Regions from separate parts of the Mus musculus genome. Here all the other regions are linked to region 1. Evidence: chromatin loops called from intact Hi-C (ENCODE). Cell type or tissue: heart. All regions are shown on one strand. Region 1 has its middle 55 kb from the start of Gm41097. Region 2 overlaps Cfap20dc (CFAP20 domain containing). Region 3 overlaps Cfap20dc (CFAP20 domain containing). Region 4 has its middle 270 kb from the start of 4930455B14Rik. Region 5 has its middle 25 kb from the start of Mir5124b. Region 6 overlaps Fhit (fragile histidine triad gene).

Evidence for each region. Peaks named below come from ENCODE experiments on the same cell type or tissue, not always from the same donor. Only the 100,000 strongest peaks of a DNase experiment are listed, where the experiment ranks them.
Region 2: a loop joins it to region 1, with 3 times the contacts of the local background. A loop is called at or near these places in 5 of 42 quality-filtered maps.
Region 3: it touches region 1 in a loop (4-fold over the local background); 5 of 42 quality-filtered maps call a loop at or near these places.
Region 4: a loop joins it to region 1, with 3 times the contacts of the local background. A loop is called at or near these places in 6 of 42 quality-filtered maps.
Region 5: a loop joins it to region 1, with 5 times the contacts of the local background. A loop is called at or near these places in 8 of 42 quality-filtered maps.
Region 6: a loop joins it to region 1, with 2.3 times the contacts of the local background. A loop is called at or near these places in 3 of 42 quality-filtered maps.

What each region holds. Positions count from the first base shown.
Region 1 is chr14:9,391,173-9,396,172 of GRCm38, reverse strand. No RefSeq gene overlaps it. Among named protein-coding and RNA genes, the nearest start is that of Gm41097, 55 kb to the left of the region's middle. In heart, a CTCF peak has its summit at 2,514 (motif pointing left); a DNase peak (open chromatin) is centred at 2,682; H3K27ac peaks cover 342 bases.
Region 2 is chr14:8,612,177-8,617,176 of GRCm38, reverse strand. The region is part of intron 4 of Cfap20dc (CFAP20 domain containing); the gene reads left to right. Among named protein-coding and RNA genes, the nearest start is that of Cfap20dc, 52 kb to the left of the region's middle. In heart, no CTCF peak of the experiment used is centred here; no DNase peak of the experiment used is centred here.
Region 3 is chr14:8,606,095-8,611,094 of GRCm38, reverse strand. The region is part of intron 4 of Cfap20dc (CFAP20 domain containing); the gene reads left to right. Among named protein-coding and RNA genes, the nearest start is that of Cfap20dc, 58 kb to the left of the region's middle. In heart, a CTCF peak has its summit at 2,361 (motif pointing left); no DNase peak of the experiment used is centred here.
Region 4 is chr14:8,932,864-8,937,863 of GRCm38, reverse strand. No RefSeq gene overlaps it. Among named protein-coding and RNA genes, the nearest start is that of 4930455B14Rik, 270 kb to the right of the region's middle. In heart, a CTCF peak has its summit at 2,627 (motif pointing left); no DNase peak of the experiment used is centred here.
Region 5 is chr14:11,304,521-11,309,520 of GRCm38, reverse strand. No RefSeq gene overlaps it. Among named protein-coding and RNA genes, the nearest start is that of Mir5124b, 25 kb to the right of the region's middle. In heart, a CTCF peak has its summit at 2,241; no DNase peak of the experiment used is centred here.
Region 6 is chr14:9,742,410-9,747,409 of GRCm38, reverse strand. All of the region lies in intron 5 of Fhit (fragile histidine triad gene), which reads left to right. Among named protein-coding and RNA genes, the nearest start is that of Gm41096, 220 kb to the right of the region's middle. In heart, no CTCF peak of the experiment used is centred here; no DNase peak of the experiment used is centred here.

The DNA of each region.
Region 1 (5,000 bases):
CATGCAATAGGGTGCATTCTGAGCTAACTGAGCAGAAAGCGGACTTGCCTGCCACATTATCTCTTTGCTCCAGGACACAGTCTGGATATTGCCACTCTCCAGAATGATGTTAGATATTGAGAATTACTCCCTATCATGAAGACAAATCCAAAACATGAGAGTGGCCCACCAACAGAATTGATCCTCAGCACTAAGTTTCCTTATCCAGACAGAAGGATGGAAGGACTGGCCTACTTTAGTCAGGTTTTGCAACTTTTAGGAAGTGTATGTAGTGCAGACCACTGGTGAGGATTGAGGGCAATGGAGATGAGGACAAGGGCCTCAGTTTCAGAGGCAGCAGGATTTCTGACAAAGCTACCAATTGTTTGTTCAGCAATATCAGACTTCATGAGATAGAAATGTCCATGAGGTTTCAAAATAAGCCCACATGACAGATGATTCATTGTATATAGAAAGAGAGACTTTCAACATCCAAAGATTCAGAGCAGGGTGCTTAACTCAGTTGGCAGAATGGCAGAGGCCCCAGATTCCATGTCCAGTAGCAAATAAACCAGGAATACGGTGCATGTCTGTTATCCTGCTATTCGGAAGGGGGAGGCAGGCAGACCAGGAGTTCCAGGTCATTCTCTGACATAATGAGGTCAGGGTAGCCTGGCTTACAGGAGACCAGGTCTTAAATTTTAAACAACAAACACAAACAAGCAAACAAACAAACAAAAAACCCAGAAATAACAACTACAACAAGCAACGGAAACCCACTCATTTAAATGAAGTTTAACACCATTTGCAAAGTTGTACTGATCTCCTCCAAACAGAAGCCCAAAGTCCTGTCTGCAAACAGAAATGAAGCTGCATAGGTGGGAGTAAGGACCTGAAGAAGCTCCTTGCTGAAGTAGAAGCTGAAGCTTCAGAGGTCTCTGCCTGACTGGAGAGAGAAACACGGTTTCCTTTGCTTCTGAGACAGAGCAGAGACATGCTCAAAAAAAAAAAAAAAAAAAAAAAAAAAAGACAGGAGGTCACTCTACTGAGACAATCATCTTGCATGCCCATTTGTACCACCAAATAGTCGATGTCTCTAATACTGTGGAAATATGAGGTGATCTTGGGATATTAAGTCTGTTAGTAGCATCAATCTGGAGACTAACCAACTGGGACTGTTCAGTGGCAGCGTGGGCATAAGCTCAGAGGCAAAACCCATTTAAAGGCAGAGAGACAGAGAACAGACCACCCAGAAAATGCCCTACCAGGCGAAAATCTCAGGCTAAAGAAGATGCCACCATGAAACCAAGAAATACACAGAGGCAAATTCAGTCAGGCAACCATGACAGGAAAGACAGGAGGCCACTAATAGGAAAGTGGCAGATATGAGTGCTGGAATTAGCAAGTGACATTACTAAGCCTCACTGGGCCTCATTTCTCTTACCAGTGACATGACTGTTAGGCAGTTCCTACCCACCAACACTGCTGTGGATTTTAAGTAACCAAATCTGGTTTTCCATTTGTGTGTGTGTGTGTGTGTGTGTGTGTGTGTGTGTGTGTGTGTGTGTGTGGTGGGGGTTGGCCTGAGGACTGAGGTAGATACTCTCTACCATACCTTGAGGCAGCATCTCTCAGTCAGACCCAGAGCTTTCCTATATGGTTGGTCTCCTTAGCCAGCTTGTGCTGGGAAACCCTGCCTTCCAGGCAGATTGCCATACTCAACTGGCATCTGCATAGGTTCTGGGGATCTGAACCTGCATCTTCACACTTGCAGAGCAAGGGCTTTGACTACAGAGCCATCCCCATGGCGCCCTGTTGTGGGATTTTAAAGCTTCTTTCATCATAGCACCCAATGCAGAGTAAGTGCTGCCAGCGTTGTAGCTGCCATTGTTGGTAATTTAGTGTACAATCTGTCTTGTGTTAAGTTTAGCTAACCAGGGCATGGGAAAATAGCAGAATTAACAGTTAAATGGGATGGCAACCATGCTTTTACTTAAGATAACGACCTTTTCATTAAACTAACTCTTAGTAGCTCTTGCCCTGACACACTAAGCATGTGCGTGCTGATTTAGCCTCAGGGTTTGGCTATACAATCAGTGTGTATTCTGGCATCTAGTTTGTGTTGTGGGGCTAAAGCATGATAGTGCCTGTAAAACTCTATTGTTTCTCATTATCAATATCATTAAAACACTAGTAATACAATACAACAGTAGAGAGTCGAATAATTCAATTTAAAGTCTGCCAGTCAAACACAGAGGGAGGACTCAGCTGAAGCCCTTTTCCAAAAGGAAGTTAAAATCAATTTTGATCTTTTTCTTTTTTGGGGGGAGGGCTGAGATAATAAGATAAAAGTTTTGTAAATCACAACACATATTTCATCTAGTGTCTACAAAAGCAAAGGTTTTAAAGATCTTTCAACTTGTCGTCTCTAAGATATTTTGACCTCTACTTTTTATATTACCAGCAAAATAGGCAATTTGTCTTTCAGATTTAAAGCAAGACACTGTCTGGAACGCAGGGGAAACTGCACCATCTGCTGGCCGGAGTGGAGAACTGCTGGGAAGAGGACACTTTCTGCTGAGGAGGTAGAGTTTCTAGCTATGGGCTTGCAAATGGAAAACCCAGACACAGTTGGAGTCTCTGAAAGGTCACAGCTTGAATCACACTGCCATGCTGCTTCTCCTGTGACAACTGGCTCTTGCTTGTCTCTAGGAACACCATCAGCCTTTTCAACTCAAGAAGCAGGAAGTCATCCAGTGAGAGCCAGCTGGGTGTTCTGATAACTGGTTTCCTTGCTTTGTCCTTTGGCCTGGCTGGGAGTGCATCAGAGCCTGTGTTCCAAGGCCTGTGCAGTTTCAGACCAGCACAGGGCTCCAGAGTTCCTCTGCCTCTCCCTTCTTTTCCGTAGGGTTTCAGGCCTGTGGGATTGCAGCCTATAGAGGAAGCCAAGGAATCATGCCATTGGAGCTGAGTGAACAAGACACCTGCTGCCTGTTCTGTTTTGGGGTTCCACCTCTCCAAGGCACAGAGCAACTCAGGTGGCCTCATTTTAAACAATTTTCAAACTCAGAAGGCTTTACATACAGTAGAAAGTTCTGGACACAGGGCAAGCTGTGCCTTTGAGACTGCTTCTGAGCCCTATGTAGATTCTGGATATACTGGCTAGTTTTATGTGTCAACTTGCCCCAAGCAAGAGTCCTGAGAGAGGATGGAGCCTCAGTTGAGAAAATGTCATCATGAGATCCAGCTGTAAGGCGTTTTCTCAATTATTTATCAGTGGGGGAGGGGCCAGCTCATGGTAGACGGTGCCATCCCTGCAGTGATGCTTCTGCGTTTTGTAAGAAAGGGGGCTGGATAAGTCATGGGAAGCAATCCAGTAAGCAGCATCTCCCCATGGCCTTTGCATCAGCTCCTGTCTTAGGTTCCTGTCCTGATTGGGTTCCTGCATTGACGTCCCTCAGTGATGAACAGCAACATGGACGTGTAAGCCAATCTTCCTCAACTTGCTCTTTCGTTATGATGTTTCATCGTAGCAATAAAATCCCTACGACTCTGGCCAATGTGCTAACTACTGTCACATGTGCGTTTGTATATTAATAATTCATGTAATTCTCTAAACAACCTCATGAGGATGATTCCAGTGAAATTGTCATTTTAAAGACAAGGAAACTGAGGCAGGCCATGTTCTTTTCAACGATTCAAAGAGAAAGACCACCGACTCAAATCATCATGGCCAGATTATTTAAAACAAACAATTAAAGCAAGCTTTTATTATTATAATTATGATTCTTATTTATGTACATAAGCTGGGCTGTCTCCCTCTTAAGGCAGGGCTCAAGAGATCAACACTGTATGTGAGGAAGGTAAGATGTTTTTAGCTCTGAGGGGTAGGGGATTTCCAAATAGGGGATTTGGCAGGCAAAATTGGCAGGGTTACAGAAGCAGAATAGAAGCATAACAAGTTGGCCATAACATACTCCTAAAACAAAAGCATGATTTCAAGTTGGTCATAATAAGGGGGTCATAACAAGGTAGGCGTCACAGCAGATGGTCATAATAACCTTCTGAAACAGAGGCACGGTTGCTGTTTCCTGGAACAGATAGTCCAGAACCATTTTTAGTTAAGGTTATAGGTGGGGCATAGCCCAATCCTCGAGAAATAGCATTTTATTGGCATTTCATTTAACGGCTTCAGGGATCTCAAAAGCAAGTATATCGAGCTTCTGGGGCTAAAGCAAGCTTGCCGGGAGCCCTGACGTGGCATGCAGGAAGAGAGCCTAAAGGAGCTCCTCCAACTGCACCATTAGGCAGTGGCAGACTCAGAAGGCTAAAGGTGCCCTTCAAGGATAGTCAGTTGGTGGAGTGCCTGCCTACTGTGTTGAAGCGCTAGGTTTAATCCACAGCATTGCATAAACCTAGCTATGGAGGCTCATGTCTTTGATCCCAGCAAATAACAGTAGAGGCAGGATCACCCTCAGCTAAGTTCCAAGCTAGCCCGCACCACACAAACCATCTCTCAAAAACAAATATGTTCTAATATTTTTTTTTAATAAAGTAGGGGGAAAACAAAGGCCTCCTATTGGCTGAAGTCACCCTGAAGCTTTTCTTGAGTTTTGCAGATAGCAAGTCTGAAATGAGTCCCCGACTTACAGGATACTAAGTCAACTGGCAGACTGTGCTTCTCAGACTCGTCTGACTAGGCATTACAACTGTAGAACAAAAAGAGAAACACAAGCTGAAGTGCAATTTCAAATGACGGCCTTTCTGGGATTATGGGTGGCCAGGAGCTGAGCTCTGGGTCTCCCAGTGGCTGCAGTTCCCAGCTGCTTCTCAGAGTTGCTGTGGGCTGTGGCGACAGTGCACATTTCTGCCTCTGCTGACACAAGACACTTTAGACTAGCTTTGCTTCAGACATTTCTCCCCCATCTACTGGGTATTAACACAGAATTGACTATTAACTCATCACTAGAAGCAAAGAAACACCCTGCCTGTTTGGAGGAGTCACCCTCCAGAGGTGAACA
Region 2 (5,000 bases), 780 kb after region 1:
CTTCTTGGCATCAGCAATACTGTCTGGGTTTGGTGTCTGCAGATGGGATGGATCCCTAGGTGGGGCAGTCTCTGCATAACCTTTCCTTCAGTCTCTGCTCCACTCCTTGTCCCTGCATTTTCTTTAGACAGGAGGAAATCTGGATTAATATTTTTGAGGTGGGTGGGTGGCCCCATCCCACACCCTGCGGCAGTGCCTATCCAGTGGATAAGATCTCTACAGGTTCTCTCTCCCCTTTGTTAGGTATTTTAGTTAATGTCCTCCCTGTTGGGTCCTGGGAACCTCTTGGGTCCCTGGCATCTGGGACTTTCTAACTAGTGACTGCCCCCAGTTCCCCCTCCCCCACTGCTACTCACCTCCTTTCAAATTCCTGACCCTCTGTGCTTTTTCCTAGCTCCCCCCTTTTTACCCTCCTCCTCCTCTCTTCCCAGTTCCCTCTCTCCCTCTACTTCCCAAGATTATTTTCTTCCCCCGCTGAGTAGGATTGTAGTATCTACACTTTGGTGTGGTCTTCCTTCTTCCTGGGTTTCATTTGGTCTGTGAGTTGTATCATGGGGACATTTGTCAATCATAAAAGCTAAGTAGAGCCAGGGGTTTACCAGCTTCAACACAGTAATGGCTATTAGTAAAAAATTCTTAAATTATTATGAGAGTCTATCTATACATAAATATGTTTATTCATAAATATACATTATATTTATGAGGTAGGGTGTGTGTGTGTGTGTTGAGATAGAGGCTCACTGTGTTGCCAGTGCTATTCTCCAGCTTGCAGTCCTACTGCCTTAACCTTCTGAGTACTGAAATTACAGCAGGGCCAACCATGCCTATCATAGAACATAAATCTCATATGAACACTTATAAGATTCTTCTTATATTGGCTTTCATATACTTTTCATGCTTCAAGGAAGCATCGAGGATTCTGGGTGGAATAAAGTCTTGCTGTCCCCCATGTGGCTATTAGGTGCCACAAGGAGACCTCTGCTTTTGCCATGCATTTATCAAGTACCTCTACATAGTCCATCAGTACACAAAGCAAAGATCCCTGCTCCCACAAAGTCCATGTTCTCTCTTTGTAGCCTGAGTGCCTTGTCCTAAAACTGCCTGGTCACCATCTTTCTTAGGTTTTACTCAAAATTGTTGGCAGCAGAAGCCCTGTCACGCACCTGTCTCAGGGCCTTTGCTAGGTTAGAAGAGCCAGAGGCAGCAGCGGCAGCACATTTAACAAAGAGACCGTGTCAGTTGATCCAGTGTCTGCCGAATGATCTGCCTGTGCATTGAGTTTGAGCGGTTTTAAAAGAGCCCTCAGGCAGTGCAGGAAATGACGGTGAGTTTAGGAAAGCTTGGTCTTATTGCAGGGTGTGGCTTCCACCCTGTCAGGCTTGGCTTTCTTCCTGAAGGCTAGTTTGGTATCTCTGCTGCCTAGTGCAGTGAGGGTTGAGTTCATCATCCGCCCACAAACATCAGGCCTTCCATTTTCCAGCCAGGAAAGTAGAGAGTAAATGTCTTTAGACTTTTGCCTCAGCTAACTGAGCCTCCATCTCTATGTGACTAGACATCAGACCACTGCTGACACAGTGTCTGTTTTCTATAACTTGGATCTTTGATACCCATGAGCAGCTTTGGTGTGCATCTGTTGGCTTAGAGATATATAGGGCAATAGTATAAATATAACTAAACTCTAAAAGCAATCTATGACTTGCTATTCTGAAAGTTATAACTTGCCAAGTATAGAATCATCATCTGAATCTCAATAAGATTTAAGCTGCAAAATATCTATAAACGGGAGAGCTTTTCTGGCTAATACTTTGTATGGCAAATGCTCCTTTCCTCCCTCACATATTAGAAAACTGTGGCAACTGTTTTCCCTGCCTTCACCCATTATATATGTCGGAGACTGGGGCAGAGTAACGATACTAGACTGTTCTAAGCATAAAGTGAGTGTGTGTTCAGACGACTGAGAACCCTGCTACAGTGTTTCACAATGTTTAAAGCTCTCTATTGTGTTCCTCTTCCCTGAATTGTTTTCAGTGTGATTAAACATTCATTCCCCTCTAATTACTCTTGAAATACTTTAAGAAAAGTCTTTTGATTTGTCACATGACTTTAGGAAGCATCACAGAACTTTAACTCAGAAACCCCCAGTGACTTATACCTGTGTTCTTAACTAAAACCCTGGGTAAGTGACTTAAGTTTCTGAGAACCCAGTTTCTATGTATGTCAAAGGAGAAAATCTCTACTTGATGTGGGGATTACTATAGAATGATTTTTAAAATGTTTTAAGCAAGGCAAATTCTAGGTCTTATTTTAAAATGGTCACAATGTCTTTTTCACATCAACTGTCAATGGCGACCCTCAGGGGAGGGCAAATGGCAAGGAGAAAATCACATCGCATCAAATACTGAGCACATCAGACAGGGCAGGGGAACTGAGTACATCAGACAGGGCAGGGGAACTGAGTACATCAGACAGGGCAGGGGAACTGAGCACATCAGAGAGGGCAGGGGAACTGAGCAGGTCAGACAGGGCAGGGGAACTGAGCAGGTCAGACAGGACAGGGGAACTGAGCACATCAGACAGGGCAGGGGAACTGAGCAGGTCAGACAGGACAGGGGAACTGAGCACATCAGACAGGGCAGGGGAACTGAGCACATCAGACAGGGCAGGGGAACTGAGCACATCAGACAGGGCAGGGGAACTGAGCCTCTAACCCAGGTTCTCTGTAAAATCAGCCTGTGGCTTTTGTTATGGTGATCAGAATACATAGTGTTACTTCTCTGGATTCGCAGTTGTAGCATCTCAGTGGTAGTTCTTAAAGCATTACTAAAGTGACAGGGTTTAGAGATTTTAACTTGAGTGGTAATTTTAATTAATAATCAGTGCAGAGCATGTAAAAGGTGTTCAACTGATTTTATTTTCAAAAATATTCTCCTTATTTAAAGCCATTTTAGTTACGCTGTTCAGGAGCACCCATTTTTTCATGTGACTTTTGTTTAGAAATTACAGCTAGCTGTCATCCACAGCTAATGCTCTCTCTCTTAGAAGGGAGGGAGGGAGAGGCAATGAGAGGGAGGGAGGGAGAGGGAGGGAGGGAGAGGGAGGGAGCTGGCCACTCCTACATTAGCTTACTCTTAACTGGTAGGAGTAGGAGACAGCTCTGCAAGTGAGAAAACCCAAGGCCTGGGGAGTCATCTTGCCCCAGTTCCTCTAAGCAGGTTAACAGAACTGCAGCCCCAGCTCACTTCTGCTGGGCCCTGACAGTCCATGTGCCATGACTTCATTTTTCTGGCTCCCAGATAGGTTAGGACAGTGGCCAGCAAGTACAGGACTGGCCATGAAGCCTGATGACCCAAGCTGAGTTCCTTAGAGTCCCTGTGGTAAAGAAGAGAACTGACTCCTAATAAGTTTTCTTCTGACCTCTGAGAGTGAGGCACATTAATTAACTAATTAACTAATTAATTAATTAATTATCTGTAAACATGGTGGCCTATCAAATAGTATTTTAGGATCTGCTTGGCATTTTAAAATGCCCAGACTTACTTGTTTCATTGTTTGCCGTGTGTCTGAGTCTATTCCTTCTCTTCCGGCCACCCTAATGGCAGAGTCCTTGGGAGTCCCGGGTCCTATAATCACACTGGACCTCCCCTCTACACCGAAGCCAACGGTCGTTGAAGCACAAGCTCCTTAAAGCAATACTAATATAGACATGTAGTTAATAAGACAATTCTTGCGATTTGTACTTTAACTTATATTCAGTTTTCTTTATCACTCCTGTGTCAGAGCTCTTTGTCCCCATTTCACTTTATGAAGGGGTTCATTTTATGGTTGAGGATCTAGTCAGAACCTTCAATTTTCGTTCAGAACTGAGATATTTTTCTCTCATGTGCCTCACCTGAGCCCCATCGGCCTGTGTCCGGAGGCTCTCCCATGGCCATTCTCTCTAGAGACGCACAAAGCCTGTTCTCTCGGGGGAGGTTCTCCTCTCCTCTGCCTGCTCGATGACTCTCCTCACTGTTTCAGGCACTAGCAGGCCTGGAAATGTTTCCGGCTTCCCTCCGGCTTCCCTCCGCTCCTTCCCCAACATTCCTGAATGTCCTTGCTATCAGGCATCACAGTCCCCTGCCCACCTTGGTGAGGACTGTGGTCCCCAATTGTACCATCCAGTTATCCTTCCCTCATTTTAAAAAAGTAATACAAGTGTGTGCGCACTTACCATTTATTATTCTCTCCGACTCTGGCTGTGCTACATTGGTTTTTAAAACATTTTCCCCACACCCTTGTGCAAGCTGGCTGACACAGAAAACTTCTGCAAATATAACTTTAGTAATTTGGGTCGGGGGCAGGGAGAAAAAACAGGAAGTTCAAATGTACTTTTCCTATACCAAATTTCCAAGTTGGAACTTTGTATTTCTGGTGTTTCCCATACTGAATGCAGTGAGATATAAGCCCTAGAACCCTTTTAAGATCCGAGACCATTCTGAGTTAGCTCTAGTGGTTACCAAAACAAGCCCAGTGCAAAGCCCTTTAAATATCCACAGTTTGTATCTCTCAGACCACATGCCATCACTATTATAGGTCCCATGGCTTGAAACTATCGAGTCCACCCACCTCTTTCTCCTTCTATGCAACCAACTCCGTGGACAGAGTCAGTGGACATCCCTGTCTTTTTCACTTTGTTAGCACTGACACTGTTTGCATCCTAACCTAAGTCCCTGTATCAGTCATGGAGCAGCCTCTTCCTGGGACATGCATGCTGAAAGGGAAGCCCTATTTCTGGGACAGCTATTACCAGAGTCAGTACTGCAGTGGGATCTTTGGAAGCTTTTCAGAGGCTCACTCAGTCATGTCTGGGCAGTACCTTACATTATCCAAACAACACAGGAGCAAACACCAGCTGAGTGTTTGCTGGACTCTGGACTCTAACATGCTCAACCCTGTGTTTGGAAAGTAGATTGTACATACTATCCTTACCTTGGCATCTGTGGGAACTGGCTGTCTAAGCT
Region 3 (5,000 bases), 790 kb after region 1:
TGATGTATTATAAAAACAAAGTAACACCTGAGAGCTTTTAAAATCAGAGAACAGTGTTGTTCAAAGTGGCCATTGCTGTGAGATAAGGAAGTTGGACCACAGTGTAATACGGTGCTTTTCCTCTGTGAAAGCTTCTGGTAGGAAAAAAAGAGTGTTCTTGGTGAGAAAGCTTATTTACATTCTGGTGCTAGCTTCCTGTCATCTTTGTTGATCAATAATAAACAGCTTCAGACCAGATCTTTGCTGTTGTTTGTTTTCTTGGCACAGGATACAGTAGGCAGTGAGGAGATTCCTTTATACACCTGGCCTGAAAAATCTGTTTAAGATATGTTACTAAGGTAAATAAAAATTTTCTCCATAACAGCTTTTTGCTCATTTGTTGCAGTTAGCATAAACCACAGCTGTCTTTTGTTGTTGTTTGGTTGTTGGTTTGGTACTTAGTTTGTTAGTAGGTGACATGTATTTGTATAAATAAGTTTGGAAATGACACTGCTTGGCAATGAAACAGAATCTGGTGTTATTCAGGAAGGGATGCTCACAAGTAAAGACAGTCTTGATTCATTTATAGCCAAAAGAGTAACATAAAATTAGTAAATATATTATATTACTCTAGGGTGTCCAGAGAAGCATTCCTGGTACCTGTGTTGTGTCTTTCTTCTATGGCTTTGGCTTATGAACGTAGTGCAGTGATGGAGACAGAGAAGTCCCATAATCCATAGGGAGCAGAGTGGAGTGCCTGGAGTGGGTGACTCAGCTCAGACTGAAAGACCTGTCAAGGCGTGACTCCACATCACAAAGGAGAGGACTGCTGCCCCACCCAAAAGCAGGCAGAGAGCATGGTCTCTCCTACACAGTTTCCCTAGGACTGACTAGCTGAGGCCATCAACATCTGGGAGGCAGTCTGTTCTACAAAGCTGTCTAACTTGCACCAACTTTCATCTATATTCCTAGAATAAATATTTAACTAAGGCTGTGATCACTCAGTCGGGATGATACAAAATGAAACGAAACAGAACAAACAAAACAAAAGAAAAGTAATCTTTATAGTCATATTAGATCTTTATCTTTTGTTTGAAGATGAACTTTAGATATTCTTTTTAATTTAAATGTATTATTTTGAGAATTTCATACTAGAGTACTATATTTATAACAGTCCCCTCCCTCTTTATGCTGCAACTCCTCTTATGTCCTTTCCATTCTTTCTCAAATTTCAGATCTATTCTTTATTAGTTACCTACATATGTATACATGCATACTCACTCACATACAAAATCTACTGAATCCATTTAGTGTTGCTTGTATATACAATGTGCTCCAACCACTTGGAATTTGATAACCTATCAGGTAGCTGCTCCCCAGAGAAAGCTGGTTCTCCGTCTCTCATCAACCTTAGACTGCCTATGCCGCTTCATGTAGGAGTGAGGCCTTGCGAGGTTTCCCTACCTGCATCGGCATATTCATTAGTTTTGCCATTATGTGGGTCTTATCTAAGCAGCCATAGCATTGAGATCTCATGGGAACAGACTGCTGTGTCTAGAAGACACAGTCTAGCAGCAGATGAGCTGATCTGCTGGCTCTTACGGTCAGTTATTCCATCTCCTCTGCCATGCTTTTTCCTGAGCCTCAAGTATGGTGCAGCGACTGGCTGTGAGCATCCCATTGTCAGGCACCGCCTTTATTTTGACCAACTGTAGTTCTGAGATAGTCTCTATGTGTCATCAAAAGGAGCTTCCTTGGAAAGGAGTGAGGGCTGCACCTATCTGTGAGTAGAAGGGCGAGTGATCTGAATGCAGCTAGCTTATTCTGGCTTAGTAAAATACCAATAGTTGATTCCCCTAATGGTTCCTAATAAAAATAATACTCTAATTTTAGAAATGTTCTAACTCCTTTTGTTGTTTTAGATAAAAAATTTTTTAAATTTCTATAATAAGGTTTTGATGGGAAATTATTGACAACATTTTCCACAGAATTACAGTTGAAAACATGAAGATTTGGTGGTAGCTGTTTTGGAAAATTTTCAGTCTAAAAAATAGATTCAGTAGATGGAAAAAGTCTCCACAGAGAGACACAGAGAGGCAGGCTGCTTTGTGCAACTATATCTTCTAATTTTCTCTTCTAAGTGCCCCATAAGGCTGTGCAGTGAAGACAGTAACCCTCTGTCGAGGCAGAGAAAAGAGGTGTAGGTACTGTGGCCAGAGGGGTCTCAGAGCACAGAGGAAAAATGTTTCAAAAACCCAGAAAAGGGATCATTTGGAAATGCAAAAGAAAATGGAGATGCTTAGAGTGGATTGGATTTCCTCCTCAGAGGGAGAGGCATCCTGTCACCTCACACGGTACCAGAGCTCCACCTGCTGTACGAGAAAGGCAAAGAGGCAGAGCTGGGGCTGTGAAGGGCTTTCCCCACCCCACAATTAGCAGTTGATATTTTTGATCTTATGTTTCTTTACTCAAACCAAGTTGTTGACTTTCCTTATTCTTTCACTCCACTCATCCCTTGTCTTCCTGCTAATTTCAGTTTGAAAGATTTATGTTATCATTTCAAAAGTTGGCAATTCAAAGAAAACATGATTGGAAAGTATATTTGCTGGTTTGTTGATGTGTCTAGAAATACATATACATAAAGTGCAGTTTAGATGCTTGGTATACCTGCATAAACATAGCATGCCTGTATTAAACATAGCATGCCTGTATGAAACATGGGATGCCTGTATTAAAGGTGTGTAGCAAAGAGTGGAGAAGAGAGAGGCTGTATTGCCGCTGAGGAGAACAGCTCTGGCTTTAAATACTTGTGTTCTCTGACATTAATTTGATTGCCTCCGTGGGAAAGTTATTTAACTTTCTTTGTGAGCTACAGTTTCTCCAATAAAAAAAAAAATCTTAGGATAATGACACTGGCTTTTTTCTGCCTCATAGAATTCTTATCAGATAGAAGCTCAGGTAATGCCCAAGTTATCCAGCCACCACACTCCAGCCTCAGCCATCTGTAATGAAGCTCAGAACCAGAAAAGGGCTGCATGCATGAGAAAGGCTAAGCCCAATGTCTTACACTTGGCTATAAATTAAACCTATGAGCTACAGTACTGCCACAACATAAAGCTGGGATGTAAAGTAAGCACAGTGAGCTGTTTTTGTGTGCACTTGGGTGTGTCCATGTGTCTTCTCTCTATAGTTACATAGAGTTTTTAAAAGGAAGGCAGAAGAGTACAATATGAGTATACTTGAAAATTCATCACACACATAACTGGAGAAGGTGCCCAGAACTTGGGGTAATCAAGTTGAGATTTTAGTCTGCCACAGTACTGTATAAAGCCTTTAGCAAATGTACTCTGAATCATAGTTAGAATGTTCTTTAAAAAAATCTTTTATGTTTGTGTACATGTATATCTGTCTGTGTATGTATGCCATGTGTGGCCAATCCCTAGATCTGGAGTTAAAGTGGGATGTATTTTATTCAATGTAGGTGCCAGGAACCAAATGTAGTTTCTCTGAGTGAGCAGCCAAAGCACTTCACTGCTGAGCAATCTCTCTGTCCCAGAAAGCTCTTTTTATACATAAGTTTACAATGCATTGATAGGGAGGTAGGCCCTGTATACCCTGGCAAACAAGATGGAACCAGTTTATACCTGGGCAACTAGGGTTCTGAGTCTCTTTAAGAGCACCTAAACTCTAAACTCAAAAAGAAGATTAAGGACAATTTTATAAGTGCTTGAGAGCAAAACAAAAGGGTAAGCGAGCTGCAAAACTTAGCAGCTGTGGGGAGGAAGAATAGAGAAGAGGAAGAGATTGTAAAGTTCTGGGAGTAAGCACTCACTTGACAGAAGAGTAGAATAGTTTCAGAGAACAATGGAGAGCCAGGTCCGGGAAAGCACGCCCAGACCTCAGGGCTACATGTTGGAAGCTCTGCAAACAACTACATAGGGGAAAGATTTTCGGAAAGAATATGGATGTAATCCCTTTAAGGGGGACAGTTATTCCTCCCATCACTTAGGTCCGGGTAAGTTAGCTTTATGTGGGGGGCATCTCCTGGCCAGGTTGTCTACAAATCCACCAAGACAGTGTGTGACGTCACCTCTTTGGAGGAGGTGAGAATGTCTCCACCTAGGGCCAGACATAGGCTGCTTTCTTTTGACTTGGGAAAATACTTTTTCCTTAATAGACCTCAAGAAAGCTCAGATTCCTCCTATTACTCCTGTGGTAATTTAAATGCAATGGGTGGTAAAGTTTATAATTACTTTTCTAGTGTTGAGTTCAAAGCTTAAATTACCTCTCAGGCTACCAATCCATGTCTGACTATCTAGCATTTCCCCCTAAAGAGCTGGACCTTAAAATAGTTTAGGAACCAGACCAAGGACAAGAGTTCCCTAGATGGTAGTTACTACTACTACTACTGCTGCTGCTACTACTACTACTACTGCTGCTGCTGCTGCTACTACTACTTCTACTACTGCTACTACTACTACTGCTACTACTACTGCTACTACTACTGCTGCTACTACTACCTGCTACTACTACTGCTGCTACTACTGCTGCTGCTACTACTGCTACTACTACTGCTGCTAAGGAACCACTCCTAAATAACTTTAAAGGTTTATACTAGCAAACAAGAATCATAAAAGTAATGTCTGTGAAGACTATTGACTGAGGTGGGGGTAATCTACTTGCCCAATATGAGTGAAAGCTTGGAACATTCAAGAATATTTAATGTTGAATATTTACTGAACACACCTGTGTACATTCAACCTTTAAAGGTTATAGGGCATGAACCATGTGTCACTGAGTTTCTGTTGGATGTTGTAGCTGAAGAAATCTGACTGGATAAATGTTTGCTTTTTAAGTCACAAAATATTCCAGTCAGGCCCTTAGCTGATGCAATTGGCCTCCAAAACATCATTTAAAATTTATCTTCTTAAGTGACTAGAAATGTAACTCAGTGGTAGAATGTTTGCCTATCAATATAGACCAAGTTTGATCTCTAGCATTGGGGGGTGGAGGGAGGTGGA
Region 4 (5,000 bases), 460 kb after region 1:
AATGTGAACCTAAGACTCTATTGCAGAAGACATCACATATTTTGGATACAGAACTTGAAGGAATGAGTGGAACTGACCAGGAAACCTTCTTCCTGAGGATTAGTTCTTGTAGCATCAAAGACTAGCTGTCGTAGCTGCTATGTAAATGGCCAGGGGAGAAAATCAGTCAATTGTCCTATCCAACTGTAAAGGTTATGCATTGCAATAATGACTGGCCTAGCAAGATATCTCATTAGAGACACTTTTATATTGGAGAAAACCGACAGCTGTCTCATTAGACCTAAGGTCCACTCAGTAGGAGGGAATTTATGTCTTGTTATAAACCTAGTCAACTACCAAGGACTAGAGAGATCTCACACCCTAGAGGAGAACCTACTACTGACATTTTTCTAAATCAATATAATTCCAGACTATATTCTGGAATATATTTATCCTGATCAGAATGCAGAAAGTAAGTAATTTGGTGGTGTTTAGCAACACATTTACCCAAGGCTCAGGGAAAATTACTTAAGAGGAATTAGAAAGATTAAGAGCCAGAGGATCAAGACATCTGCTGCTACAAAGTGTCTTCTAGGCATGACAGGGAAGCTGTGCCTATAAAAATCTCAACAATATGGCTGCCTAAATAAGTCCTACAATAAATCATAAAATTAGATGACATGCTGATATAGATAGGGGAGTTTTCACAGACTCCACCTAGATGAAGAACTCTAATCAATCAATGACTGCTGAGAAAGAAAGAAATCTACTTTCTGCAGGTATGAACACCCTGATAAGTTATCTAATTCCAAATAGTCAACCAAAACATATATACATATGAGCAACATTAAATGGGCTCAGTGAGATGTCTGTCTGTCTGTCTGTCTGTCTCTGTGTCTGTGTGTGTGTGTGTGTGTGTGTGTGTGTGTGTGTGTGTGTATGTGTGTAATTAAAGAAGAAGAGTTCATAAATTTGAGTCTGGGAGCATGGGAAGAGTTGAAGGGGTTGCCAGAGGGAAGGAGATTATGTAAACATAGTCCTCATGTATGAAGTTTTTCAACCCAAATTAATTAAAAATATTTATCACTTGTTGGAGTTGTTTTTCTATAGTGTGGAGAATTCAATCAAGCTAATTCAACAGGCAGGCCAATCCCTAAAGTAGACGAACATAAAGGAGTGGCAGCAGCTATTCTAATCACAGGCACACAGGAGTCTGGGCAAAGATGAAAACGATGGGGTATCAAGGTGATATCCATATGCACAATGCAAAGCATCCTGTAGAGAGTGAATGGGTGCTGATACCTTAAAGCTGACTTTTAAACAGGAAGTCCATGAATGCACATGACCAGTTCTATTACTTCTTCCCTACAATGTTATATTTGTAACAAGAAGGTGTTGGTGAGTTTTCTACTAAATTAACCAGACTCTTTGCACAAGACAAATTATTTGTTCTTCCTTTGCTCTAGTTATGAATACAACAAGCTCCTTGTAATCATTTGCACACAATGGAATTAACAAAAGATAACAAATATCCCCTACTCATACTGCCCCGAGGCAAGGTCAGTTTCTGTACATTAAGCTCGGGAAAGGTTATGATGGGTCACACATTTATTAGCCTTATGCTCAATACTCTATTTTATTTATTTATTTATTTATTGTATTTAACTTATTAGGAAGTTTTTCTTTAGCAGTTAAAACTACTTGAAAAACTATTGGAAGAATTCTAAAACACCATTAATGAATGTCTAGTAATGAAGAGCTAGAAGTTTACACTGCTGATTCCTTCCTTGAGACAACTAACACTAGATGTATATTTTTATATTTATGCAATTACCACCCCAACATGGCTCTACAAACAAGTTTCTGAAAGTTTTCATAGATATCCTACTGTTTTCCCATGTGAACACTGAGATGATTTCTTGGCAATATGCTTTCAGATGAAGGCACTATGTTTCCCCCTCCTAAGAATAGAAATATATCCCTGTTTTCCAATAAAAATCTAATATCTCACAATCTGTGACAATCTATCGAATGTCTCTTTATTCCTTGTTATAGCCAGAGTGTAACTAGTCACCCAACTGTGATGACAACCCAGAAAAGCAGGAACAGAAGTGGGTGCAGAGCCAACTGAGCCCCAAATGTTAAGTTTGGGAGCATTCTCCTGGGTCATTCTCAGGCTTCCTAATGCCTGGGTGCGTGAATACTGTTCCTCAGGCTGTGGTAATCCTAGCCATAGAATTATCTCACTGCTGCTTCATAATTGTAATTTGTTGCTGCTATGAATCATAGTGTAAATATTGATATGCAGAACATTGGACATACAACTCCCAAAGGGGTTGCCACCCACAGGTTGAGAATTACTGCTCCAGAGCGTCTGGCAGCATCTACTACCAACATGATTCTCCTATAACAAAAATGATCAACTTCTCCCTCAGTCTCCCAGGCTGGTAACACTCCCTCGTGTGAACCTTCAGTTCATGCACTGGTACTAGAAAAGAAGTGGCTAGAACCCAGGGAGTTGAGAATTGAATCAAGCATGCTAGTCACGTCCAAAAGAAATGTCCAATTACTAGGATGTATAAATTAAGCCGGTTGGAAGGAACATAACTACTTTCTTCTCCTTCTGACCCGCTGAGCAGTAACTAAGATTCAATACTGCACCCTGCTGGTCAGAACTCAGAAAAATCATTCAGGCCAAAGACTAGCCAGTTGTCTGTTCCCTGGAGACAACTAACTTTCTTTCTTCCTTCCTTCCTTCCTTCCTTCCTTCCTTCCTTCCTTCCTTCCTTCCTTCCTTCCTTCCTTCCTTTCTTTCTTTCTTTCTTTCTTTCTTTCTTTCTTTTTCCTTTTTCTTTTTTTTCTTTTCTTTTTTTTGACTTTTTTCATTTTCTTTTTTTTTGTTAGATATTTTCTTCATTTACATTTCAAATGCTATCCCAAAAGTCCCCTATACCCCCCCCCCACTCCCCTACCCACCCACTCCCACTTCTTGGCCCTGGCGTTCCCCTGTACTGGGGCATATAAAGTTTGCAAGACCAGGGGGCTTCTCTTCAAACTTAAAGCAAAACAAAAAAAGACTTTCTTATACAAGGAGATTGGGGGGTCAGGGGATGGCTTGGGTTTTGTTTGTTTGTTTGTTTGGGTTTTGTTTAGTTTTGGATTTTTTGTTTGTTTAGTTTTTTAAACAGTAATTTCACTTGTGGTTTTTCACAAGTATATTACCATATGGGATCATTTTAACTGAATGAAGCAGATAGTTTATATTACAGAAACTTACAGAGCCTGATGATGCTGTATTTACTAATATGAGAACTTGGTGCTTCACTCATAACAGTTGGGGAAGTTTCCTCTGGATATTTGAGTGTAATAAATAATTCACTATATATATGTGTGTGTGTATATATACATATATAAATATATGTTAATGAAACAAGATCTCATAAATTTGAAACTCTGGCCCCTTCATAAACTCTGAAAACTATATTTAATTACAAGAACAATAGCTCTAGAATTTTTTGGTAGAAGGAAGCTCAGCAGACTATGTAATGCCAAAGCAAGGATAAAAACTCCCACACCTTTTAGCTACAAATTTGTACAAAGGCATCAACGATAGAACAGAACCTCTGTTCTATGGATGCTGGTCTTTCATCCATCAAATGAAGGTCACTACAAAAAAATCCCACTAAAAAAGCCTTTGTACACTTGCTTTGATGGCACCATGACAACTGTAGGCACAGCATTATGTCAGAACGGCTTCAGCCACCTTTGTGTTTCTGCAATCTGCAAATGGAGGAGCTGAAAGCAGGAAAGAAAGCCACTGAGCAACTCCCAAAAGCAAGAGAAAAGATTTTAGAAATGCATAATTCTGTCTATACAAACAGCTGTCCATATGCTGCAAATTACTTTTAAAGAGCTAAAGGTAATTAGAACATTGGGTACAGGCAGAATAATTAATACTGCAAAAAATTCCCTCCACCCATAAGGCACATTAAAATATACAACCAGGCTGCTCCTCCTCTAGGCCTGTTCATAATGAGCTACACTGTGCTCAAAGTGTGTCTTCAATGTCTTCAGTTGTAGCATCAAAACCATGCCAAGAGTCACAATAGCATTATACAAAATCAAAAACACTTATTAAATTCTAATTATGACCGTATAATCATTTCACAAATACTGTGAAAGTACCTGTGGTCATCTTACTACCCATGAACATCTTGAATATGTCTCTCAGTCTCTCTGAGAACTGTTTTCTGCTTTGAGCACAATCTTTATGATCAGTAGGCTAAGAACCCTGATGGTAGTTAACTGCACAGTCTGATCAGTTCAAAGATCCATGTGATACACACAACCCTAACACCCAAACAGGAAAATTGGGTGTTAGCAACATTTGACAAGGTTTGTGAACATTCTTGTAAAGGGATCTGCTGCATAGCGCTTCCCATTGTATCAGCTGAAAACCAATGTAGTGATTATGTATCAACAGCAAGACTTATTAGGCATTCAAGAGCTAAAATTAGTCCCTGAGAATTATGACTGCTGATTTCCAAAAATAAGTGTTAGCCTAAAATTCTCTGCAAGCCACAGGAAATCAATGGAAACGGGAAGGGACTCTTAGCACGCTTACAACCTACACCAACAAGGAAAAAAAATAGTTTCATAAGTCGCACTTTTGGGATTCATTTTTCAGAAATGTCATCTCACCTATAAAGGTTTCTTCTGAGCCAAATACATATCAGACTCTATAACTCTAGCATAAAGGTTTATCAGAGCACAGTGGTAAGAAGCAGAGTGCACCTGGCAAAAGACCCAAACCTGAGATGGGTATCAGCAGGAAGTCATCAGAAAAGAACGAGGGTCAGAGACTTCCTGAGGAAATGGAAGCCCTGGTTCCCAGGCTCCTTGGGGCATTAGAAGAAACACAATTCATTGGAAAAATGTAGTCCAGGGAAGCAATCAAGGATTAATGTTTACTGAAGCAGAGATGAAGCCTAGACCCGTGAAAAGCAAAGAGAGTTTCCCGA
Region 5 (5,000 bases), 1.9 Mb before region 1:
TAGTAATTGATGGGGGATGGCCTAGTCCTTTGTGGGTAGGGCCAGCACTGGGCTGGTTGTCCTGGATTTTATAGGAAATCAGACTTAGCAAGCCATGGGGAGCAAGCCAGTAAGCAGTACTCCTCTATGGCCTCTGGATCAGCTCCTGTCTCCAGGTTTCTGCCCTGCTTTCCTTCAGTGTAAGCTGAAATAAACCCTTTCCTCCCCAACTTGCTTTTGGTCCCAGTGTTTCACCATAGCAATAGTAACTCTAACTAAGGTAATATAGTTCTTCCCTGTGTGTTAATAACCCTCATACCACCCACAGATAAGCCTTAAGATGTAAGAATAATATTGCCCTTTGGTATTAAGAACAAGTTGATAGACCCATGCAAGCCTATCATCTCTGTTTGTTTTGACGATTTCATATATGCAGAATTATGAGTGCAACTTTTTCTCTCCATTAAAACCAAATGTTTCTGAGCCAGTGAGATGGATCAATGTGTTAAGGCATTTGTCACCAAGCCTGTTGACCTGAATTTGATCCCACGCTCAATGTGGAAGGAGAGACCAACTCCTGAAATTTGTCTTCTGCTTTCACAAGGGTGCTGAGGCATGCCTGCACATACATACATAAAAAAATACATACATACATACATACATACACACACAATTAATTAAATAAGTAAATGTAATAAAAATAGGAACAACACAATTCTTCTAAAGAGTATAAAGAATATATATCTGGCATAGAAAACTGAAAGATTAGAAAAGCAAAACTATTAAAACAAATTCTAAAGAAAATTACAGCTAATATTATAACTTTTAAAATATGATTTTCTCCTTACTGGAGCTTTATAGATATATTTATTTATTAATAGCAAAACTATATATTTTGTTATAATACCTTTTCTTCTGATGCACACGTAACAAGTATTTACTGTCATATATTTTCAAATTTAGTTCTTATTGTCATTTATAGGCAAGCTTTAAGAGAGTAAATCTACCAAAAATATAATCTTATTTTGGATTTGAGTTTATTCTTGTTATTTACCTAGCCATGCCCACTTGGCCTAGAACCTTAGATCATATGTTCCCTTGGCTATGACGTCAGTCTTCCCCGACTGTGGCTCAGAGTGTGCTTGACCTGCAAGGTCCCAGACTATGTAGAATGAATGAATACCTAGTGAATGCGTAGAATGTCTGCTAGCTTCTGCTCTGGTTGGGGGATAAACTGAAAAAGAAAACTACATCTTTGTGATAAAAAATGATCTGGTTCGGGAATGTGGGATGATGTGACTTGGTGGCTATTCCCCACCCTCTGGAGGGTACACAGGAAGGACATCCAGACTCAGCGTTCTTTCACAATCTTCTGCCCTCCTCTGACCTTGTTCCTCATCCCTTCTCCCCATCTCCCTCATCTCTGGTCCTCCTCTCTCCACTCTCATGGTACTGTGGACTGAAAGATGGCCTCATGAATGCTTTTCAAGTGAGCCATGAACCATGTCTGCACATGAACGTCCCCAGATGCTTTTGACATGCATGTTTGGCCTCTGAGTGGAAATGTACTTCCATGGTATCTGTTACAGCCTCTCTCACCACCCTCATGCCTTCCCCACTGAGTTCTCCCATCCATCTTCAAATTTATCAGTGCTGAGCACAGAACCTTCACAGTGAAATGCTTCATATGTAAACTGAAGTGGAAAATAGGCACAAACTGTGGTTTCCAATCTGAAAAGGTAATTTTCTCTCTCAGGTTTAAAATTAAAATTAATTGGAGCTTGGAAACAAAACGTATTCTATAAGAAAGGTGTCTTGTTGAAAGTGAGTTCATAGTGGGAGCTGGCTTCTGAGGAGAAGGTGGAATAAGACCCAGGCCCAAATGCCTGTCGGGTAATCCATAGATGGATCATTACCCAGGAAACCTGACAGTGGCCCATGAGAGGTACTCAGTGGTCAACGGTAAGGTGTTGTGTTCTCCCACAGCTGCACTCATTAGATATTCAAATATACCTGCTAGTCTGTGGATCTTCCATTCACGTAACAGGTCACACCTTGTTCTTTTTGTTATGCCAGTATTATATTGCTTTAGAACTTCGGAGAGAGGAAGTGCTGGATCTCCAGGGGAAATGCTCTGCTAGCTACTGTGTTATTATTACCAGTATTTTTTAAAAACAAACTTATGATTTATCAGAGCAGTTAGAGCACATGATTAGAAAACTCTGAAGTTATGAAATGTAATTGTCCCTTGCTGTACCCGTCCCTGCCACTAGAGGGGGAACTTATGTTTTAAGTGTGGCATAGGTTTTTTTTTTTTTTAACCTATCAGATTTATTTATTTATATTATTATATTTTCTTTATTTACATTTCAAATGTTATCCCCTTTCCTAGTTTCCCCTCTGAAAATCCCCTATCCTCACCTCCTCCCCCTGATCCCCAACCCACCCACACCCATTCCTGGCCCTGGCATTTTCCTATACTAGGGCATAGAACCTTCACAGGACCAAGGGACTCTCCTCCTATTGATGACCAACTAGGCTATTCTCTGCTACATATTTAGCTAGAGCCATGAGTCCTACCATGTGTTTTCTTTGATTGTTGGTTTAGTCCCAGGAAGCTCTGGGGTTACTGGTTAGTTCATATTGTTGTTCCTCCTATGGGGTTGCAAACCCCTTCAGCTCCTTGGGTACTTTCTCTAGCTCCTTCATTGGAGACCCTGTGCTCAGTCCGATGGATGACTGTGAGCATCCACTTCTGTATTTGTCAGGCACTAGCAGAGCCTCTCAAAAGACAGCTATATCAGGCTCCTGTCAGCAAGCTCTTGTTGGCATCTGCAATAGAATCTGGGTTTGGCCGTTGTTTATGGGATGGATCCCCAGGTGGGGCAGTCTCTGGATGGTCATTCCTTCAGTCTCTGCTCCAGACTTTGTCTCTGTAACTCCTTCCATGGGTGTTTTGTTCCCCCATTTAGAAGGATGAAAGTATCCACACTTTGGTCTTCCTTCTTATTGAGCTTCATGTGTTTTGCGAATTGTATCTTGGGGATTCTGAGCTTCTGGGCAAATATCCACTTATCCGTGAGTGCATATCATGTGTGTTCTTTTGTGATTGTGGGCTACCTCACTTAGGGTGATATCCTCCAGATCCATCCATTTGTCTAAGAATTTCATAAAATCATTGTTTTTAATAGCTGAGTAGTACTCCATTGTGTAAGTGTACCACATTTTCTGTATTCATTCCTCTGTTGAGGGACATCTGGGTTCTTTCCAGCTTCTGGCTATTATAAGTAAGGCTGCTATGAACATAGTGAAGCATGTGTCCTTATTATAAGTTGGAGCATCTCCTGGGTATATGTCCAAGAGAGATATTGCTGTATCTTCCAGTAGTACTATGTCCAATTTTCTGAGGAACTTCCAAACTGATTTCCAGAGTGCATGTACCAGCTTGCAATCCCACCAGCAATGGAGGAGTGTTCCTCTGTCTCCACATCCTGGCCAGCATCTGCTGTCACCTGAATTTTTAATCTTAGCCATTCTGACTGGTTCAAGGTGGAATCTTAGAATTGTTTTGATTTGCATTTCCCTGATGACTAAGGATGTTGAACATTTTTAAAGGTGCTTCTCAGCCATTTGGTATTCCTCAGTTGAGAATTCTTTGTTTAGCTCTACCCCATTTTAAATAGGGTTATTTGCTTTTCTGGAGTCCAACTTCTTGAGTTCTTCATATATATATATATATATATATATATATATATATATATATATATATATTAGCCCCCTATTGGATTTAGGATTGGTAAAGATCTTTTCCCAATTGGTTGGTGGTCAGTTTGTCATATTGACAGTGTCCTTTGCCTTACAGAAGCTTTGCAATTTTACGAGGTCCCATTTGTCAATTCTTGATCTTACAGCACAAGCCATTGATATTCTGTTCAGGAATTTTTTTCCCTGTTCCCATATCTTCTATGCTCTTCCCTACTTTATCCTCTATAAGTTTCAGTGTCTCTGGTTTTACGTGGAGTTCCTTGATCTACTTAGACTTGAGCTTTGTACAAAGAGATAAGAATGGATCAATTCGAATTCTTCTACATGATAACCGCCAGTTATGCCAGCACCATTTGTTGAAAATGATGTCTTTTTTCCACTGGATGGTTTTAGCTCCTTTGTAAAAGATCAAGTGACCATAGGTTGTGGGTTCATTTTTGGGTCTTCAATTCTATTCCGTTGATCTACCTGTTTGTCACTCTACCAGTATCATGCTTTTTTTTTTTTTTTTTTTTTTTAATCACAATTGCTTTGTAATACAGATTGAGGACAGGCATGGTGATTCCACTAGGGGTTCTTTTATTGTTGAGAATAATTTTTGCTCTCCTAGGTTTTTTGTTATTCCAGATGAATTTGCAGATTGCCCTTTTTAAATCGGTGAAGAACTGAGTTGGAATTTTGATGGGGATTGCATTGAATCTGTAAATTGCTTTTGGCAGGATAGCCATTTTTACTATACTAATCCTGCCAATCCATGAGCATGGGAGATCTTCGATTTCTTTCTTCAGAGACTTGAAGTACTTATCATACAATCTTTTACTTCCTTAGTTAGAGTCACACCAAGGTATTTTATATTATTTGTGACAATTGTGAAGGGTGTTGTTTCCCTAATTTGTTTCTCAGCCTGTTTATCCTTTGTGGAGAGAAAGGCCAATGATTTGTTTGAGTTAATTTTATATCCAGCTACTTCACTGAAGCTGTTTATCAGGTTTAGGATTTCTCTGGTCGAATTTCTGGGGTAACTTATATATACTATCATATCATCTGCAAATAGTAATATTTTGACTTCTTTCTTTCCAATTTATATCCCCTTGATCTCCTTTTGTTGTCCAATTGCTAAGACTAGGACTTCAAGTACTATATTGAATAGGTAGAGAGAGAGAGAGTGAGCAGCCTTGTCTAGTCCCTGATTTTAGTGATATTGCTTCAAGTTTCTCTTCATTTAGTTTGATGTTGGCTACTGGTTTGTTGTATAT
Region 6 (5,000 bases), 350 kb before region 1:
ATAATCCCTTAAGTGGTGGCAATTTGTCCTTATAGTATTTCTATTAGTAAAGTAAGTTAACCTATTGCATTTCCTACCCATTAATGTACTTTCCATAATAATTAAGTAAAAAAGGACTCAAACTGTGCCTTTGTAATATCTACCAGATAATTTGAAATAGAGAAATTTAAAAACTCATAGATATAGCTGAACCTAGAATTACTAAAATAAGTTTTTATAGATTTAAGCCTTTTGATATTCATATTTAATTAAAGTTGAAACTGCCTAGAACACACATATAAAAGATATGTCAGGCATTAGTTGGTTTAACCCAGTCATACAAATTGTGTGATCAGGTATTCAAAGTTATTGCTTCTGATAATGCCCCTATTCTGAATGATACAAACTTAGAATTTTTGAGTTTTATCACTGGCTTTCAAAATTACCAAGTGTCCTAGCTTTACTTCTGTTACTGTGATAAAATGCTCTGGCATTTATTCCATCATTTTGAGAAAATCAGGACAGGAACTCAAGCAGCTAGTCCTACCCACAGTCAAGAACAAAAAGAGAATAACACATTGTGGTTTATCTGCTTGCTCTCAGCTAGCTCTTTCCTCTATTATACAGTTCAGGATCCCCCTTAAAAGGGAATGATGATGCCCACAGTGGGCTGGTCCTTGCCTTACCAGTTAATAATAAAGATAATGCCTCATAGACATATCCACAGGCTGACCTGATCTAGACAATTCCTTAATTTTGATTCTCTACCCTGGTAATCCTAGGTTATGCAAAGTTGAAAGTTAAAAGTTAAGTAACACACCAGATTGTATTAGCTTTTCTTGCCAGACTACATGTAATTCATATTTTTAGCTGGTCAAAAAATATCTGGGATAGCTCTCTGGGATTTTTACAAGGTTCCAAAATACTGTCCTCAGTTTGTTCTTCAGTTTTGTTTATTTGATTTTTCTTTAAGATTTATTTATTTATTTATTTATTTATTATATGTAAATACACTGTAGCTGTTTTCAGACACACCAGAAGAGGGCATCAGATTTCATTATGAATGGTTGTGAACCACCATGTAGTTGCTGGGATTTGAATTCAGGACCTTTGGAAGAGCTGAACTTCTGACCCATCTCTTCAGCCCATTGTTTATTTGTTTTCTTCTTTGTATTTTTGTTGCTGTTTTATATTATTTTGGTTGTTGTGTTGGGATTTGTTTGTTTTGTGTGTTTGTGTATGTGTGTGTGTGTGTGTGTGTGTGTGTGTGTGTTTGTTTATCTAGCCAGTGTCTCTCTGTGTAGTCCTGGCTATCCTGGAACTCACTCTGCAAAACAGGCTGGCCTCAAAGTCACAGAGATCCTACCGCCTCTGCCTCTCAAGTGGTGGGATTAGAGGCATGTGCCACCATGTCCCACATCTTCTCTTAATTAAAGAGAAAATTCCATGATTTTATGAAATTATTGCTTTTACCCAATCTGTCCCAGAAGTTTGAGATGGACGATTCTGATGCAGTTCTAAAATACAACCAAGGAAGTGTTTTCCTGGGACTTCCTTTTTCTTCCAGCTTTTCTTTTTTCTTTTTTTTTCTTCTTAATTTTAAGGCATGGTAAGTACTTTTCATGATAAGTACTAATTCTCCATCTAGAACATCATAGGAAATCTACCCCATTTTTGACCACTATTTTATGGTGTTGATTGTTCATGGGGCTGTACATTCACATGGGAAGCAAGAAGAAAACAGGCTTCATTGTCCCCATCTCCTTGCCATCCTTGTGGTTGTCACTGGCCATCATTAACACCCAGTCCTGCATTCTGCCTTCAGTCCCCTGAATTTCTACCACACACTTTATGTGTTAGTTTCCTTAAGTGCAAAGTGCTCCACTGCAGAGCTAGGAAAGCTCCAGCGTCTGGACTGGGCTTCCAGGAGTCTTGTAAATGTCACCCTGCCCTCTCTTGACTTAAGAGTGGCATTTGGGCGCCATTTGTTTAATGAAAGTGCCCACCTGAAAACCAACTCATTCTGTTTTCTCAGATTGATGTTTATGGTAATTTTGAAAATGCTGCCACTGTTCACCCAGTCCTCACTCTGTCCATATTTCTGAAGAACTCCCTGATGGCTCCCTGTTCTCTAGACCTTCCCACACATTTTAACATTTTGATTATCAGAACAAGAGAGTAGAAAGGCTCAGTGCACCTGAGTAATAAAAGAGTCACATTTATTTTTGACCTCAGCTGAACTAAAAATAAGTTTTGTCATTGTTTTTGGCTGAACCTTTGTCAGCCACTAAATTGAATCTTCCCTTTTTGAATACAACTTTACTGAAATATCATTCAAATCCTATGCAGCTCTTTTACTTAAACTCTATAGTTTAATGATATGTGATCCACTGAGATTTTAGTAATCTCAAGTTTCAAATTTTCATGGATGACCATCTTTATTATGTACAAGTACTTCTGTTCCAGTTTTGTCAGGAATGATTGTGTGTGTGTGTGTGTGTGTGTGTGTGTGTGTGTGCGCTACGTACACAGTATGATGACATGTGATGTATACATTGTACACAGTATGATGACATGTGATGTATACATTGTAAAGCAATTAGCATAATCAAGTTAATATATCTAGCATATCACCACAGGTGATTACTAGTTTTCTTGTAGGAAAAAGATATAATCTTTTAAGAAAATTGAAATATACAATAAATTATTGACTGTGGTCACCATTAGGGGTACCAGATGGTCAGAATTTAGTCACCCTATATCTGAAATTTTACACCTTACCAGCAGATCTTCACTTCTCAGAGCTGGGGAACTGCTGGTCCACTCTTTGTTTCTGTAAGTTGAACCTTTATAGATCCCACTTATGTCTTAGTTATGGTTTCCTTTGCTATGAAGAGATACCATAACAAAGGCAATGCTTATATAAAGTACATTTAAATTAGAGCTGGCTTACAGTTTAGAGATTTATTCTATTATTAGCATTGCAGGAAGCATGGCCACAGGCCAACCTGGTGCTAGACATTGAGGTGAACATTCTACATCTTGATTCAAAGGCAGCAAGGAGAAGACTGTCTTAAACTGGGTAGATCTTGAGTATAGGAGACCTCAGAGCCTACCTATAGAGTGACACACTTCCTCCAAGAAGTCCATTTCCACTCCAACAAGGCCATACTTCCTAATAGTGCCACTCCCTATGGGCCAAGGGTTCAAACACATTAGTCTATGGAGGCCAAACCTATTCAAACCACCATAACCTATGAGTGAAGTGGTACACATTCGTCTTCCGTCTTTCTATTTTTAATGTCCTCTAGGTTAATATATGTTATTATCAGTATGAATTTTCCTTCTATTTTAAGACCAAATTATGTTTGTGTGTACCATGTATACACACACACACACATACATACATACATACATACATACATACATACATACATATTTTCTTCATCCATTTGTCTTTAGGTAGACACTTCCCTTCTTTATCTTGGAATAATGCTATAGTAAGCATGGAGATCTTCATATCTCTTGGAAATAATCTTATTTTTCTTGTATACATACCCAGAATTCAGATCGCTAAGTTGTATAATGGTCCTCATTTTAAATGTCTGAAAACTCCTACTAGTGCTTTTTCATGATAGTCACACTAATTTACATCCCCACCAACAATCTACAAGTGTTCCTCTTGTTCTACTGACTGTCATACTTGGCCTAACAAGTATGAAGTGATAGCCTGTGGTTTTTATTAGCACTTCCCTGATGATTAATGACATTTAACATTTTATCATAAACCTCTTGGCTATTTGTATTCCTTCTTTGGAAAGAAAGTCTGGGGATGTACCTCAGTGATAGAACATAAGCCCAGAATGCAGAACAATTTAGTGTCCAGCCTTGATGCTGCAAAAAGCTTTTTTGTATAACACCTTTACCATCTTTGAAATTTAGACATATTATTTGCTATTCAATTGTCTAAGCTTCAAGATATTTTAAATATGTTATAGACATATTGCAAGTATTTCTTCCATTCAGGAGTTCTGTGTTTTTTAACTTTTTTTTTCTTCCTGATGTGCAGAAACCTCTCCATTTGTTGTCAAAGAATATTCTCCCATAGGACTGAATGTAGGTCTGTTTCTTGTCGAATGGAAATTCAGGTTGTTTCAATATTTTACTTCTTAATAATAATCCAAGAATAGCTCTTTTCATTTATAATTATTTTGTGGACATATATTTTCATTCTTCTTCAATAAGTAACTAGGAATGTAGTTACTGTGTCATATGACAACTCCATGTTTAATTCTGGAAGATTGTGCCAAGGTCGTTTCTAACACCATCACTCCGATTTACATTTCCAACCATCATTCCCATCTCCCCGAGTCGTCATGAAGACAGCTGTTCTAATTTCTCAAGATTACTCATCCCAAGGTCTGTGAAGTGTGAGCTCCCTGTGGTTTTGATTCGATTTTCCATCCTGGTAGCTAATCATGTTGGGTATTTGTCCATGGTTTTTGTTCAATTATATTGGGAGAAATGTCTATTCATATCCTGTGTTCATTGTTTCAGTTAGATTTTTGTGTCTGCTGTAGAATTGGAAGAGGTCCCTTCAGCATTTATGTTCTTCTACCTGCTCAACACCCCTCTGGGATTATCTAGAGAAATACTCTTCATGTTTTGCCTTCTGTACAGAACTGCCTGGTAGAAGGGCTGCAGTACCAGAAATGTCTTACTTTACAACTTCTTAGTTTTTTCTTGGTGAATCAGACATAAGATGCTTACACATCTCACAGAGAGGAAGAGCAACTAAGTTTGAAAGTCCTAAGACCAAGTCCTGTTCAGAGACTGTATTTTCTATCTACAAATTTTGTAGAAAGGCCATTCTTTGCCTCCATGATACCCAGCACAGGAACTGCTGAACATGCTTGGACCTTGGTAAAATTTTGCTGGGAAATAACTGTGATGATTTGTTCATATATGGGCCTGAAATCCCCAAATACTTACTATTTGTGTGTGTGTATCTGTGTGTATGT